2 separate regions of the Homo sapiens genome follow, and region 2 is linked to region 1. The links are chromatin contacts, found by Hi-C or POLR2A ChIA-PET in ENCODE. All regions are on one chromosome and are shown on one strand. Each heading gives the region's core, a stretch centred on a gene start or an enhancer-like site at or near the end of the contact. The rest is flanking DNA. Distances are from core to core; before and after follow the strand shown.

What was found. A loop is a pair of places that touch in the nucleus more often than their neighbours do. ChIA-PET counts read pairs that join two places held with the same protein, here RNA polymerase II (POLR2A). Pooled maps may share reads with other maps.
Region 2: a map of psoas muscle shows a loop between it and region 1 (1.9-fold over the local background). The contact joins the promoter of ASIC2-AS1 here to the enhancer-like site in region 1. A Hi-C loop is called at or near these places in 4 of 168 maps with a recorded cell type or tissue (Ramos, breast epithelium, left lung and 1 more) and 1 of 50 pooled maps. POLR2A ChIA-PET finds 5 or more read pairs at or near these places in 1 of 52 experiments (MCF 10A).

What each region holds. Positions count from the first base shown.
Region 1 is chr17:33,504,524-33,512,050 of GRCh38, reverse strand. It overlaps a transcript of ASIC2 not described here. Among named protein-coding and RNA genes, the nearest start is that of ASIC2-AS1, 51 kb to the left of the region's middle. Within about 2 kb of position 4,990, at least 3 of the 41 ENCODE cell types and tissues checked have a DNase peak (open chromatin) inside an H3K27ac peak, as active enhancers do.
Region 2 is chr17:33,553,074-33,560,600 of GRCh38, reverse strand. ASIC2-AS1 (ASIC2 antisense RNA 1) reads right to left here and starts at 1,594. Exons shown (of 4, transcript XR_001752838.2): 1 at 1,379-1,594. LOC112268206 (a long non-coding RNA gene) reads right to left here. Exons shown (of 3, transcript XR_002958160.2): 3 at 1,764-1,785. It also overlaps a transcript of ASIC2 not described here.

The DNA of each region.
Region 1 (7,527 bases), core at 3,741-6,240:
CAGGACGCTGAAACCCAGAAATAAAAATAAGATGTGCTTTCCCCTTATTGCACTGACAAGGGCTGGGCAGCCCTAGGTGAGGGTATCTAAGAGCCCTCTTGACCTCTGTGGTTTGCATTACCACATGAGCTGCTTCCTGGAAGCCCCAGGCTTGGTTCTTTTGGTGACTGTGGGTTTCGTGGCAAGTGAGGATGCCTCCAAACCTACTATATACAGAGCACCCACATCCTGCCTTGTTAGGGACTTGGGTCTTTATCCTAAGTGTTGAAAAGGTTTTAAATACAGGCTGCCATGATCAGATTTGGGTTTTTCAAAGACCATGCTGGCTTGTGCAATGGGATTGGAGGGTAGTAGAGTGAGTATGAATAAGGGGACCCCAAGTTCTCTGGCTATGGCAGGAGTCCAGGCCAGAGGCAGCAATGGCCTTGACTTGGATGTGGGCAGTGAGACAGGGAGGAAGTGGGCACCTTCGAAAAGGTGGAATCACCAAAGGTTGGTTTTGATGGGCTTTAGAGTATGAGTGAAAGGGAGAAATAGAAGATGACTCCCCATTTTCTGGCTAGGGCAACTGGGTGGTGCCCAGTCATTGAAATAAAGAACTAGGGAAAAGGAGCAAGAATAGAGGTAGGGGAAGTGATGATGAGTCTAGATGGGACATGCTGAGTTGGAGGTGGCAGCCATTATCCAAAGGAGTTTCCAAGAACATGGGTGTGTGTCTAAAGCCAAAAGAGACTGAGCAGAAGACAGAAATAAAAGCAGCATCCAGGAAAGGAACTACCCTCTATTGGAGAGTCACTGCTTGTCAGTTTGGTGTGTCCTCATCCTGCTTTTGTATGGTGACTGAACACTCTGGGTATGGCCGATGAACCAAGAATTAGGGTGACAGCCACAGAGTCTTACAGCCATACAGCTGGAGGGGGCATGGATGGGGTGGGTGGGGTGGGCACCCGTCTGTGAAAAGGCTCAGCATCTCCAAAAGGGTGCAGTAGCTTGAAAAAGCATGTTCGCTACACTAATATAAATGTACATGTGAAAATCTGTAATAATTGCTGTGTGCTGTAATACAGTCATCTAAGCAAGTGTGGGGATGCAGACAACAGACTCTACGGCCTTACTGCGGAGGGTGCATGACCCCCAGGAGGAGCTGGGTCTCTGTCTCAGAGAGCAGGGTGACATGTTCATGTCTACGGGCAGAGAATGTGGGTTCACAAGGCCTCGTGCAGGGGTTGCACTCTCAGATGCTTCTACAAGCTGGTGACATGAATGAGCCCAGGGTACTGGGTGGTAATGGTGGGAACTGGCAGTGGCCACCAGTCCAAAGGAACAATGCCAGTGTGTGCTCCCAGTGTGAATGGGGGCTCGGTGTGACTAAGCCCTTTGTTTCTTTTTTTTAAAAAATTTAATGTTTAGTTTTATTTTGAGACAAGATCTCACTCTATTGCCCAGGCTGGAGTGCAGTGGCACCATCACAACTCACTGCAGACTCGACCTCCTGGGCTCAGGCAATCCTCCCACCCATTAGTTGGGTGTGGCATGCACCACCACACCCAACTAATTCTGTTTAGTTTTTGTAGAGATGGGGTCTCACTATACTGGCCTCAAACTCCTATTCTCAAGCCATCCTCCCACCCTTAGCATCCCCAAGTGCTGGGATTACAGGCATGAGCCACCATGCCAGGCTACCCTCTGCTTTTTCAAGAAAACTTAGGAATCCAGAATTGTATGTGAATTCTTCTGATTTTTAAATGTTGGGTCACTTTAAAAAAATGGGTAATAATTAGAAAGATGAATCTGTCTGGGAACTAAATGAGTCTCATCCACAGGTCAGATTTAGCTCACAGGTCATCAGTTAGAGATCTCTGCTCTGGCCCAACCCACCTGCTGTACAGATACAAGAACTCAGGTTCTGAGACAGGGCTGGAAAACTCCAGGTCACACAGTGAGTTACAGGCAAAGTCCAGACTCACATGCAGATAGATGCTCACTTCACTGCTCTGTGCTACCCCACAGCTACTACCTCCCTCTGGAGGGCTATTTAAAGAGAAGGGAACAGAATTTTTCCATAACCCCACTACAGTACTATCTACTCTTAAGCTGAATTTTCCCAAACTCTTCTTTTTACACAGTAGGACTCTGAAATCCAGAAATTAAAACAAGATGTGCTTTCTCCCCTATTGTAATGGCAAGGCTAGGGCAGAACCCAGGCCTCCTGGCTCCCAGTCTAGCCTTGCTTTCACCAGTTCCTTAAGTACTCAAAGCACTCCCTGGGCAAGGGCTATATTCAGCTTTCAGTGAATTGCTGAAATATTCTTTTCCTAAGCATATCCAACAATCCAAATTTTCATCCCCAGGACCAGCCCCATAGGCTACATCACCTTAAGTCTTCTCTCTGCGGGGCCTGACTTGCCGGCCTGGCAGGTTGCTTCTCTTCTCTGATGAATGATAAACACAACTGCAGCAGGCACGCAGCCCCGCCAGCCAGTTATGATTTGTCTGCTAACTGGAGCCTGGGCAAGGCTGGCATGATGCCGTCTGTCAGTCTGTTAGCGAGCAGTGTGGGAGGGAAGAGCATAGAACACAGAGTTCAGGAAACCAGACTTGGGATTGCGGCAGATGAGCCGATTGGCCTTGAGGAAGAGGTTAAGCTCCCTAAGCCTCACTTGACTCATCTGTGAAGTGGACATTATGAAGCCTGCCCCATAGGTTTTGCCAATGTCCATAGTCTAAAAGGGGGTTAGAGCCTAAAGGGGGTGAAATCTGAGGCCTTGGCTTATAACCTTTAAATGGTCCCCATTACCTACATGCTAAAGTCCAAAGTCAGTTCTAGGCAGGTGTGATCTGACCCCAGCATCCTGTCCCGCCCTCCCTCCGTCCTACCTTCCTCCCCTCTCTTGATAGAAACAACTGACATTTACCAGACACTTACCCTGTGCCAGATGCTGTGCTAAGCACTTTACATTCATTAACTCACATCTTTCTCCCAGCATTCCTATGGGAGGCACTATTATAACTTAACAAAAACCAGCTTGGGAAGCTTAAGGAGCTGGCCCAAAGATCCCCAAACGTGAGTAAAGGATTGAGATTGTAACCAACTCCAGCTCTGGAGGTTGGCTCTGACAGTTTGTCAACTGAACTCCATTCAGGTCCAAAACTCCTCAGAAGTAAGAGGTCACCCTTCCATGGGTAAATATTGACAGGGCTTTTTCTGGAGATGATGGTGCTGGTGAGTGATGGGAGCTATTCCAGGGGTCTGCATCATAGGAGGTTTGCATGGGAGACAGTGCCAGGTTGGAAGGATAAACCCAGAAACTGAAGGCAGCCTGGAGCAGCTTCAAGCTTGAGCAAACCTAGTAAATGCTCTTCAAGCTCCTACCTGCCACATCATTCCACTTTTAGGTGTGCTGTGTACCCCACCTGACTTCTCAGGAATGCCTTTCTCAAATGTACTCTCCTGCCTTTACCCTTTTGCTTAAATGTTTCCACTGCATGGAAAGCACTATGAGGTAAACTCTTGCTTGAGGTCCAACTTGGACTGGCCCCACCTCCCTGGGATGGCCACCACCCTCCCTAGGCAGGCAGGCTCTGTCTTCTCTCTCTACTGGGCTTCCATGGCCTGCAGGTGGTAGCCCGAGATAACGCTGTCACACTGCCCACACAGTGTCAAGGCAGACAGGTTGTGATTCCTGTTAGTACACTTGACCGTCTACAGTTGCAGGCTTCATCTCCTCAAATACTGGAACATCCTTGAGAAGAAGGCTCTTGTTGTACTCATCTTTATATCCCTGAGCCACAGCACAGCACCCCCAAACCTAGTAAATGCTCTGTAAATGCTGAAGGAGGAAAGAAGAAAAGGAAGAAGGGAGCAAGGGAGGAGGGGCATGGAGGGAAGAGGACGGAAGTAAAAGAAGGGGAGGAGGAAGCGGGGAGGGGAGGGCAGGAAGAGAAAAGATGGAAAAGGGAGGAGAGGGAGGAGGAGTCAGGAAATGGGGCAAAAGGTAGAGGAGGGGAATAAGTTTGTGATTGCATTTATTTAGTGAATGATGTGAGGAGTCAGCGAACTGTGGCCCTCTGATTTGGGACACTATTCAGACTATGGCATATTTTTATACAATCCCAACTAAAAATGTCATATATATATTTTGTTTTGAAACAGGGTCTAGCTCTGTTGCCCAGGCTGGAGTGCAGTGGCACGATCTTGGCTGACTGCAACCTCTGCCTGCTGGGTTCAAGCAATTCTCCTGCCTCAGCCTCCTGAGTAGCTGGGATTAGAGGCATATGTGCCACCAGGCCCAGCTAAGTTTTTGTATTTTTAGTAGAGATGGGGTTTCACCACGTTAGCCAAGCTAGTCTTGAACTCCTGACCTTGTGCTCCACCTGCCTCTGCCTCCCAAAGTGCTGGTATTACAGGCGTGAGCCACCACGCCCAGCCATTTTATATTTTTAAAGGGTTGCAACAAAAAAAAAAGAGAAAACGATGAGAATGAAAGCATATATGACAGAGACCATAGGTGTCCCAAAGCCTAAAATATTTACTCTCTGGCCTTTTACAGAAATCGTTTGCTGATCCTTGGCATAAGAGGATGCAAACTCCAAATAGAATAAACCTCAGAGTCTAGGTAGGAAATCAGAAAATATCAGCCTGGGAAACAAACCAATGAGATGAGATGTATCACTTCCCCAGGATGAAACCACAGAGCGATGATTTATCGGTGTGCTTGCCGATAAGGCCAAGCTGCGGCTGTCTCTGTATCTCAGCATAGAGTCTGTGGGCCCTCTCTGGGAGGAAGGCATAAATTTAAAAAGCAGCTAATGGAAGATAAACTGAAATCTTGGAAGCCCTCCTGCCTGTCATGAGGCAGCATTGTAAACAGAGCTGTTTTCAGGGACTAATAGAATCATTGTCCTGAGGGGGAAGATAGAGCATCAGGTATTGGGAGTGAGACTCCGGCCTGTGGCAGAAGAGGATGTGCCGAGCAGCTTGTCCAAGTGTTCCCGGCCCCTTGACCCTGCCCCAGTGAAGACTACAGGAAGAGTTCCTAATGAATCAGGCTGTTAACATCCTGTCTCCTCCTCTGCTCTCATTTCCTGAAGAGCCTTTTGATGACATTCAGCCTCCCTGCAGTGAAGACCATGTTTAGTCCAGCTGGTGTGCTGGGCTTACATTTCCTCAGTGGACCAACCACGATAACCAAGTGCATGCTATTTATTGAGCATCTGCCGCTTGCCAGGCACAGGGTGAGGTGTTTTTTTATTTACATTGACTCAGAGACAGACATGATTAGCCCCATTTTACATATGAGAAAACTGAGGATCCGAGAGATCGATGAGCTTATCCAAAGGCACATGGGTGCAAAGTAGCAGAAACAGTATACCCTGGTTTAGTGATTCTTTTCAATAAACCTGATTCTAAAAGCCTGATTCTTCTCATAATGCTACACTACAGATTGTGTGCATGTACACGGTACACACACACACACCCCCATAATTAGTGCTAATCAAGGGAATTCATATTTTTTCATTGATGCCTAGGGCAGGCTTAGAGATCAAGGTATATTCTCTCTCTTCCTCTCTGTCACACACATACACACTCACACACCCTAATGACTTAGGTCTTTGTCTAGTTTTTTTTTTTTTTTTTGAGACGGAGTCCTGCTTTGTCACCCAGGCTGGAGTGCAGTGGCCAGATCTTGGCTCGCTGCAAGCTCCGCCTCCCGGGTTCACACCATTCGCCGGCCTCAGCCTCCCGAGTAGCTGGGACTACAGGCGCCCGCCACCACACCCAGCTAATTTTTTCTTTTTTTTTTTTTTTTTTGTATTTTTAGTAGAGATGGGGTTTCACCATGTTAGCCAGGATGGTCTCAATCTCCTGACCTCGTGATCTGCCCGCCTCGGCCTCCCGAAGTGCTGGGATTACAGGCGTGAGCCACCACACCCAGCCTGTCCAGCCTCATTTCTATCTTTTACTCCTATATCCCAGTATCCTAGGACTCTGCCCTAACCCCAGACTGCAGATATGGAAACCTTGATATTCATGTCCATCTCATCAAAAACCTGCTGATCACATATTATATGCAGAGATTTTTAAAAAGCAATCCCTTTTTTCAAGGAGCTTGAAGTCCAGTAAGGGAGGTACACAAATAAACTCTAATAAAATGCATGATAATGAGTTATGAGAGCTGCTCACCCTGGTGCTGGGGTAGCCAGGCTTTGGAACTTGAGCTCCCGAAAGGCTTCCCTTAAGAGGCTATGTCAGGACTAGGATAGCAAGGTTGAGAGTTCACAGATGAGAAAGTGCAGGGCTAGTAGGCGATCCGGGCAGAGAGATCGGGATGTGCTGAGACTAGGAGGCTAGAAGATTTGATGTCTGCAACTCACTTGGAATAGATTAAGCTTAAGTTGAATCTGAGGATATGGCAGAAGCCAGATCACAGAGGGTCTTTGCAATATGGGGAGGAGTCTGTGCTTCATGCTACCGATGATGGGGAACCATAAAAAGGTTTAGGTCAGACACAAATTTGAAAGATCCTGTGCGTTATACAGCGGGAGGGATTGAGAATGCAAGATCAGTTAGTAATCTATAGATTTGGCAATAAACAATAATGTTTAAACTGGAGATAAAACAAAGTATGGAAAGAAAATTAACTGCAAGATAGTTGTATGGTAGCATCAGCAGGTCTTGGTGGTCTATTGGGTGTGAGAGGTGAAGGAGAGAAAGGGGTCTAAGTTAACTCCCTGCCTAGTCCTTGAAAATGCTCTTTCTCTTCCAGAGCACTGGACTCTTGCCTCTGTTCTCCCAGTCACTGATTGGGTCTCACTCTTGTTGCTCTGACCCTCTGGAATCTCAGTGCTGTGCCCCTCTGGTGTTACACCTGCCTAGGACTACTGCTCACGTGCCCCGCCCACCATATTGAACTGCCTTGTACACTATCACCAAACTCAAATTGACCAACCCATAATAAATGTTATCTATTGTGCTATTTGCCATGCTCTGTACCAGCCCTGAGCCAGACCCATTCCATAAACTCCATTCATCCCCATCCAACTTTCTTCACTTTACTGAGCCATGCCTTGTAGCAGCAGCCACCCATCTCAGTTCTGCCACAGCCAGCTCCACTCCCTCACCCCCATAGCCCCACACAAAGCTGGAAGAGAAGGCTGATAGGGTAGATTTAAACTCTGACAGCTAGGAACAATGGACCTGAACCAACAGGATGAAATTTAGCAGAGATAAATGTCAAGTTCTACATACTGAGCCCAGGAATCAATCACAGGGACAGGATGGAAAGAGCTGATTTGCAGTAATGATAAAGAAACATCTGAGAGGAGTGGCTGAGTAGCTGGCCAGAAGCTGAACAGTCACCAGGAGTATGCGGCAACAAGTACATTAAAAAGATACTCTCTTTACAGGTCAGGCCAGGTACAGTGGCTCACGCCTATAATCCCAGCACTTTGGGAGGCCAAGACAGGCTGATCACCTGAGGTCAGGAGTTCAAGAACAGTCTGGCCAACATTGTGAAACCCCATCTC
Region 2 (7,527 bases), core at 345-2,844, 52 kb before region 1:
TTGAGTTCTTTCCAGAGTCTCAAACCACAGACCCACACCTCGCTTTCCTCTGAACATTTAAAAAAATCTTCCTTCGAAAAGGTCCTAGATACATTGCTGCCCAAATCCTGCTTTTCCCTTCCCTGAGTATCATAAATGCCAATTTTCCTTATCTAAAATTTCCTGTCAGATTTATTTAATCAACTCATAAGTCCTTTGGGGCCTCCCTTGGTTCCAAAGTAGCAGTTGCCTTAGTCATTTCCTCTACTGTCTGGGAAAGAACTTGGTCTCCAAGGTGATTTCACTTTCTCTGATCAGGGAGGACGTCAACATCACACAAGTGGTATGCTTGCTATCGATCTGTTTTCTCTTCCTTTAGGGTTTCTGTGAAAAACTGGTTGAGGTGTTATTTTTAGCAAATTGATGATTGCCTCTGCCTGCGCACATGTCCATCTGTCTGTCTGTGAACACAGCCAACCGAGGTCCAAGAAAGCTTTCCTTGCCTTGCCTCGACAGCTGTATTCATCTTAAGAGCTTCATGCTGAGCAAATGGTTTAAGGCCTTTGGTGATTGAAAAAAAATGGCAGTACAGTAACATGGGCTTCAATTGTCACATTTTCTGCACATGAGGCCTTTGAGTAATTTGTAGTCAGCATCCTGAGTTGGAATTTCACCAAATAGTTCACTATTCTCCATACTATTTTATGCTACCCTGCCTTTGCTTATGTTGTTCTGTCAGCCAAAAATGTTATTTCTTGTTCATTCACTTACTCAAAAATAGTTATATCATAGACATAGCTATCATAAGGCAGGTACTACACTGTGTGTTGGGAATTTACTGATGGGCAAAAACCCATACTGTCCCTTACATGTCATCTTCAAAGCAATAAGGGGTCATTGAATAATCTTAAAGAGGGCACTGGATATGATCAGATGGAAATATCACTCTGGCTGCAGAGTAGAAAATACATTGAAAAGAGCAGGTATGAATGTGGGGATCTCTGCTTTTGACAATAATGGAGACACTGGCACTATGCTAGCCCTCTGCCATAAGTGACTACAAAACTAGGCAGAATATATAAGGAAACTGCTTTCTGGCAATGGCAATGGCAAGACCACGACCTTTGAAAAAAAAGAAAATTATGAAGTGAGATCTCATTTTTTTCAGTTCTTCATTTAGGGACAATATTCTAGCTGTGATGTAGAGGGGCAGAGCCCATATAGAGCATGACATTCCCACTGACCAGAAGCAGGAATCAGATTTTGAGACTACTGAAGTGACTGGAATCTGTGGGGTAGGCCATGATAAAGTGGGGAGCTGTGAGGAAGGGGGCCCCAGATATCTTTGTGGTAGGAGTCATGGACAGCACAGACACAGGGAGAAGGCATAAAAGCTTACCAGGAAGGGCTGTTATGAGGTTGAGAGTGGAGCAAAAATACTAGAAGTCAAGTAGTGCTAGAAGATACTGGAGTTCTTGCTCAGTCAGAGTGTAGAGGCCTTGTTAACACCTGGAGATCCAGTTAAGACATCAGAAAGCCATGCCTTAAGAATAAGGACCATGTCAGCCAGGCATGGTGGCTCATGCCTGTAATTGGGAGCCCATGGCAAGTGGACCACTTGAGGTCAGGAGTTTGAGACCAGCCTGACCAACATGGTGAAACCCCATCTCTACTAAAAATCCAAAACTTAATCGGGCGTGGTGGTGCATAACCTGTAGTTCCAGCTACTTGGAAGGCTGAGGCAGGAGTATTGCTTGAATTTGGGAGGCAGAGGTTGCATTAGGCTGAGATTGAGCCAGACTCCGTCTAAAAAAAAAACAACAACAGTAAGGATCATGTCCTCAGGCAGGGTCAACAAATTATGGCTCTTGGTTCAGCTACCAATGTTTATAAGCAAAGTTTTGTTAGAACACATCCTGCCCATTCATTTACATTCAGGTTACAGTAGTAGAGCTGATTATTTGCTACAGAGGCCATATGGTTCACAAGCCTAAAATGTTTACTATCTGGCCCTCAAGAGAAAGTTTGCTGATCTTGGTCCTTGAGTAAGGACTACACTAGATGTATTCTAATAAAGTCTAAAAACAATCCTCAACCAGATTCACTGGGAATTTTTGAAATTTTAGTACTATGAAGTTAGAGGAGATTAGAGAACACCACAGAATTCCTCCTCCACCAACAAAGCATAAAACCAAATCTCTAAAAGTTCAAGGTCATCAGCCAGAAACTGAACAATTTGCTGGAACAAAACTGAACACTCTTCAGAGGAAGATAACATAACCCAGAATATTTATGCCATATCATCCATAATGTCCAGGATACAACAAAAATTACTAAACATGAATAAAAATAGAAAACTCTGATCCATAGTGTAGGGTCCAGCCCCACAGGGTCGGACTGGTAGTGGCCCCCCGGGCCCAGCTGTCTTTTCTTTTATCTCTTTGTCTTGTGTCTTTATTTCTACACTCTCTCGTCTCCACACACGGGGAGAAACCCACCAACCCTGTGGGGCTGGACCCTACACATACGCAAGAAAAAAATCTTTAATAGAAATAGATACCAAGAAGGCCCAAATGTTGGGTTTAGTAAAGACTTTAAAATATATATTATAAATGTAAATTTTCTACTAGAAAAAATATGGTCCAAATGAGTAACAGATTAGTCTTTGCAGAGAAAAGGAAGCTCAAAGAAAGAGTGAAAATGGGAAGACCAGTTGGAAGGTTACTGCCAAGATTCAAGTGAGAGATAATGATGATAGATTATGCTAGGATGGTAGCTATGCCTCTGGAGATAAGTAGATGTTTTCAAAAGATTTTTAGGAGGGATATTTAGTATAATATAGTGATGAGTTGGATATGGAGAATAATAGAGTGGGATGTGTAAATAAAATGCTTAACTTTTTGTCTTGAAAAATGAGATCATTGGTGTTATCATATAGTCAGACGGCAAACCCTGCAGAAATATGTCTTGGACAAGCTGAGTTTCATTTTTAGTTTTTAATCTCAAGAATTCTAAGGCTCATCTTCTTTCTCAACTCTAACACTCCTCCTTCCACCAATGCAGAATGGTTCCTCTTTAGTATTCCCATAATGCTCTGTTGAGATGCTTGCAATTATCCTATTATTCTCTTTTATAACATCTACTTACACGCCTAGACCATGAGCTTCCTAAAGTCAGGGACCATGCCATGTTCATCTTTGTAGTCTTGACTGTTAACATTGCACTTAGCACATAGTAGGTATTTAGTTGATGTTGAATGAATGAATGAATACAATTATTTCAATGATTTTCTTCTCTGAGGATAGTGACTAGGAAACAATTTCTGAGATTAAGGGCAGGGACTTTAGAGTAATATAGACCTGAGACTACACTTGGTTTTTCACTTACTTGCTAGGGACTAGATAAGTTACTTAACATTTGTAAAATGGAGACCAAAAAGGAAAAAGGCCACCTTATACTGAATAAGGTGGGAATATTTACCACATTATAGGAAGTAAGGTAGAAATATTCTTGGAAAGTGGTCAGCATAGTGCTTGCTCCACTTAAGATGCTCCACAAATACTAGCTAATGTGATGATGATAACAAAGAGACAGATGCTGCAAAAGCAGCTGTCCAAGAAGGGCTCTTGCATAGAACAGGAAGAGCTAATTGCAAGAAAGTCTTCCACCATTCCTCCCTCACCTGTGCTTACACTTAAGGCACCTCTCACAGACCAAGACATGTTCTACTGCTAGCAGAATTTGCTAAGATATGCTTATGGGAATAACTTAGGGGAATATGGGAAATGGAAATATGCTGAGAGGATCAATGGCTTCTTTTTATGTAGGTAACTAAAGGGCAGATGGAAAGAAAAATCATCATAGTCATCACTGGCTAGCTTACCTGTAAACACTAATACATATACCTCCAAATTCCACAAAGTTCTTCCCTCAAAGATGACTGTGACTTTCTAGCTCCAGAGGCCTCACTCATTACCAAACTTGGGTGTCTGATGCAGCCACAAACCTTTAGATTAGCAGAATCTATTTCATTATGCTTCACAAAAGTTTAAAATTTTGCTGAAGCACCTAGAAGAGAGCTGTGCTTAATTTTCTGAATTTAAACGTATTTAAGCTCTAAGTAAATAATTGTCATCCAGTGGCTCCTTGGCATTACAAGGTCATAGAGACAGGAAAGAAATCAACTGTAACATCATCCCAGCTCTCAGATTTTCCCACGTGCTGTCATTCTCAAGCCAAGGTGAGTGGAGAGGCAGCTATGCCACATCTTGTCAGGGCTCTTAAACTCCAAGGCATCTCTGCTTTATGCCTTAGGCCCCTCTAGGAACTCCAGTTACTCAGTTCATTGTGTAACTTGCTCTTTAAGATTGTCTCTTCTCCCCATGTCTCCTCTCCCCTTGGCAGAAGTCCAAGGTGGGTTGATAGCCTTAGGGTGGTAACACCATGATGCACCCACAGACCCTTAATCTCTGGCTCTGACCTTTACTCTCAGCCATTACACTTGTCTACCTCATGATGAAGCTGCTGGGAAACCAGTGTCCACATTGCTGTGGGATCACATTGCAGGAATGGGCGGCTGTCATCTTTAAGATATTCAAATAAGTATCTTTTCCAAGAGGCATCTTGGGCTATGATCAACAGATCCTTCCTGGTAGCCTTCGTTATATACCTGGATTCTAAGGTCCTGGAAAACAGAATGCTTTTATCTGAGCTGAATCTCATCTTGCTCTGGAGAGTGCTAGAAGTTCAATTTGGTAGAACTCAGCTAGAGTCCCTGTATCCCTTGAAAATGTACTTAAACCGGCTCAAACCCCGAAATCAAGGCCTGTGGGAGTCCAGAGTTCTTTCCATGATTGCTTTGAATTCCTGACTGCTGACATCCTCCTGGATTTCCTTATCTCGGTTCCTGATCTTCACACCTGAGGTCCAATTTCTACTCCATGGTAACCTGAGCATAAGCTCCATCCTTTCATAGGTTTATGACAGTGTCATTTGGACCAAGAATTTCATGAGTTGGGTTAACTCATGAGCTCAAAGTTTGGGCTGTCACATCCTGCACCTCTCAGCTTTTCACCATCTCTCTCTCCTCATCACCTCTTATTTTTCCACTTTTCATTTCCTGTCTTTCTAGAGTAGCAAGCAAATTTTTACCTTGCCTCTCAAAGAACAGTTATCTTCATACACATGTTGCTGGGGGGTCTCACTTTGCACCCCCAAGAATGTGTTATATTCCAAACAAATAGTATCATTCTTAAAAGATATTTTGGTGTCAGCTGTTAATAGGACATGTATTGTCCTTATTTCACAAGAATTTGGACTACTCCGTCTACACTGGAAAACAAGTACCTTCTAAATCCATTCATTTAATCAGCAGCGGACCAAAAGCATAAGTGGGACCTAGCTAGGAGGGCACTACAGGCATAACTCAGGGAATAGTAGGTTAGGTAGCCACGGACCATTCTGTTACCCGCGTGCCCATAACTTTCTGAGACATCTGACCATTGTGAAACCCGGAAGAGACATGGAGAGGATGAGCATTTGAGACATAGACATTGGAGCCAGACAGATCTGGATTTGATCTTCAAATCCACTTTTTACTGATCACCTAGAAATGGAGATAATGATGGGTATCTTGCAGAGTCATTGAGAGTACTGGGATAAAAATTTATTTAAAACCCTCAGCCTCACCTTGATATGTGAGAGGCTCCTTCCCTTTTATTTATGGTCTAGTGTGGCTGGGAGTTCATTTCAGATGTGTTTCAGTCTTAAAAGTCTCACTGAGAGTCACTTCTCAGTAAGGAAAGATATGAAATATCACTCAGCCTTACTTCCCCCAGCTCAGTCCCCGGCCAGCCTCAGGCATAGATCCTCCCTGGTGGTGAGGACTGTATGTACCCTCTGGTGGTGCTTCTTTTGAAGCCAGGTTGGCCATTCCTTCCTTTCAGACCCACCTCCCTTGCCTGTCAACTTCTTCCTCAAAAAGCACAGAAGACAGAAGAACCACTTGAAAATGATCCTAGCCACAGACACTAGCAGGGCTTGGTACATAGGTTGATGGTCTTTGAACTGGCAACCCCAGGCCCTTTTGGATCCTTGCATGTGCTCTTCCCACATCTTGAAATACCCCTTCCCCTAAGCCTATCTTATTGACATAGTAGAGATTCATTTATTTTACAATAGCCCTTCTATGGTCACTCCCTTCAATTGATCCCCATCCACCACACGTGCACACGTGCAAACACACACACACACACACACACACATATAAGCAGTGATGCTAAAATAGTCTAACTCCATTACTATCTCTCTCCCTTCCCCCACTTAAACTTCAAACCCACTCAGGACAGAGACTCTGTGTCATATTTGTGTAGACTCAAACTGAATTCAACACAATCAAATAACACTGTCTCCAACTAAAGCCACCTTCCAAACAGAACAATTTCACTCATAGGAAACCATCCAAGGCAGTTAAAAACATCACCGACCAATTTGCAAAGTGTTTCCCCAGGCATTAGAGAATTGGGTCTTCATGGCTGCCCTGTGTAATTCTCCCCTAAGTTTACTGCCTAACAGCACTGCCACCCAATTTATTGATCCTAAGCATTTCTGCTGTTTCTGGATGCTTGAATTGCACCTAGGAAGAGAACTCAACTGCAGGGGAAAAAACGAAGGACTCAGATTCAACGTCTACCTGCCTCATGCAGAACAATCAAAGTTCTTTGCTGGGTCCTTCTGCTTTACAAAGTGCTTCATACAGTCATTTAAGCCTCATTAGTATGTGTGAGACATTAGAATAAGTTATTTTATCTGTCTTAGCCTAAGCTTCTCCATCACCAAAATAGGTATAATAATAATAATAATATCTACTACCACATAATTGAATGTTGTGAGAATGAATTGGGTTAAAGATGGAAAGCACATAGTACCATGCCTGGCACATGGAAAGAACTCAATAAAGGTTATCTGGTATTAAAGAAGCTTTCTCAGCTGGGCACAGTGGCTCACGCCTGCAGTCTCAGCTACTTGGGGAGGCTGAGGTGGGAGGATTGCTCAAGCCCAGGAGTTCAAGGCCAGCCCAGGCAACATAGAGAGACCTCCATCTCAAAATAATAATAATAATAATAATAGTAATAATAAAGGATCTGCCTCCCAAACAATCTCCTTTATCAGAGCTGAAGAGGTGATGAGACATAAAGCTGTTTATTCTACCTCTCTTTGCAAGTCTTACCCCTTTAAGTTGTGACACCTGTTGTCTTGGGGTCTCTGGAAGCTCTGAGGCAAGAAACATTCAATTGGTTATTATGAATATGACTCATTATTCTAAAGCCCAAAATAAACCACATATTCAGTTACCACCTGTTCACATGTCAGCTTAGTGCTATCTCAACCCACCCTCTTAGCAACACCTTCACTGGCCCCAGAGAAGACCCCTACCCTTCAGATTATATGCAGTGCCTCCACTGCATTGATTTGGTGTTTCCTTAAAGGACTCCAATTCCACTAGGGCCTCTGCCACTCCAGGGTAGGGGAGGATTGCCAGAACTCTAG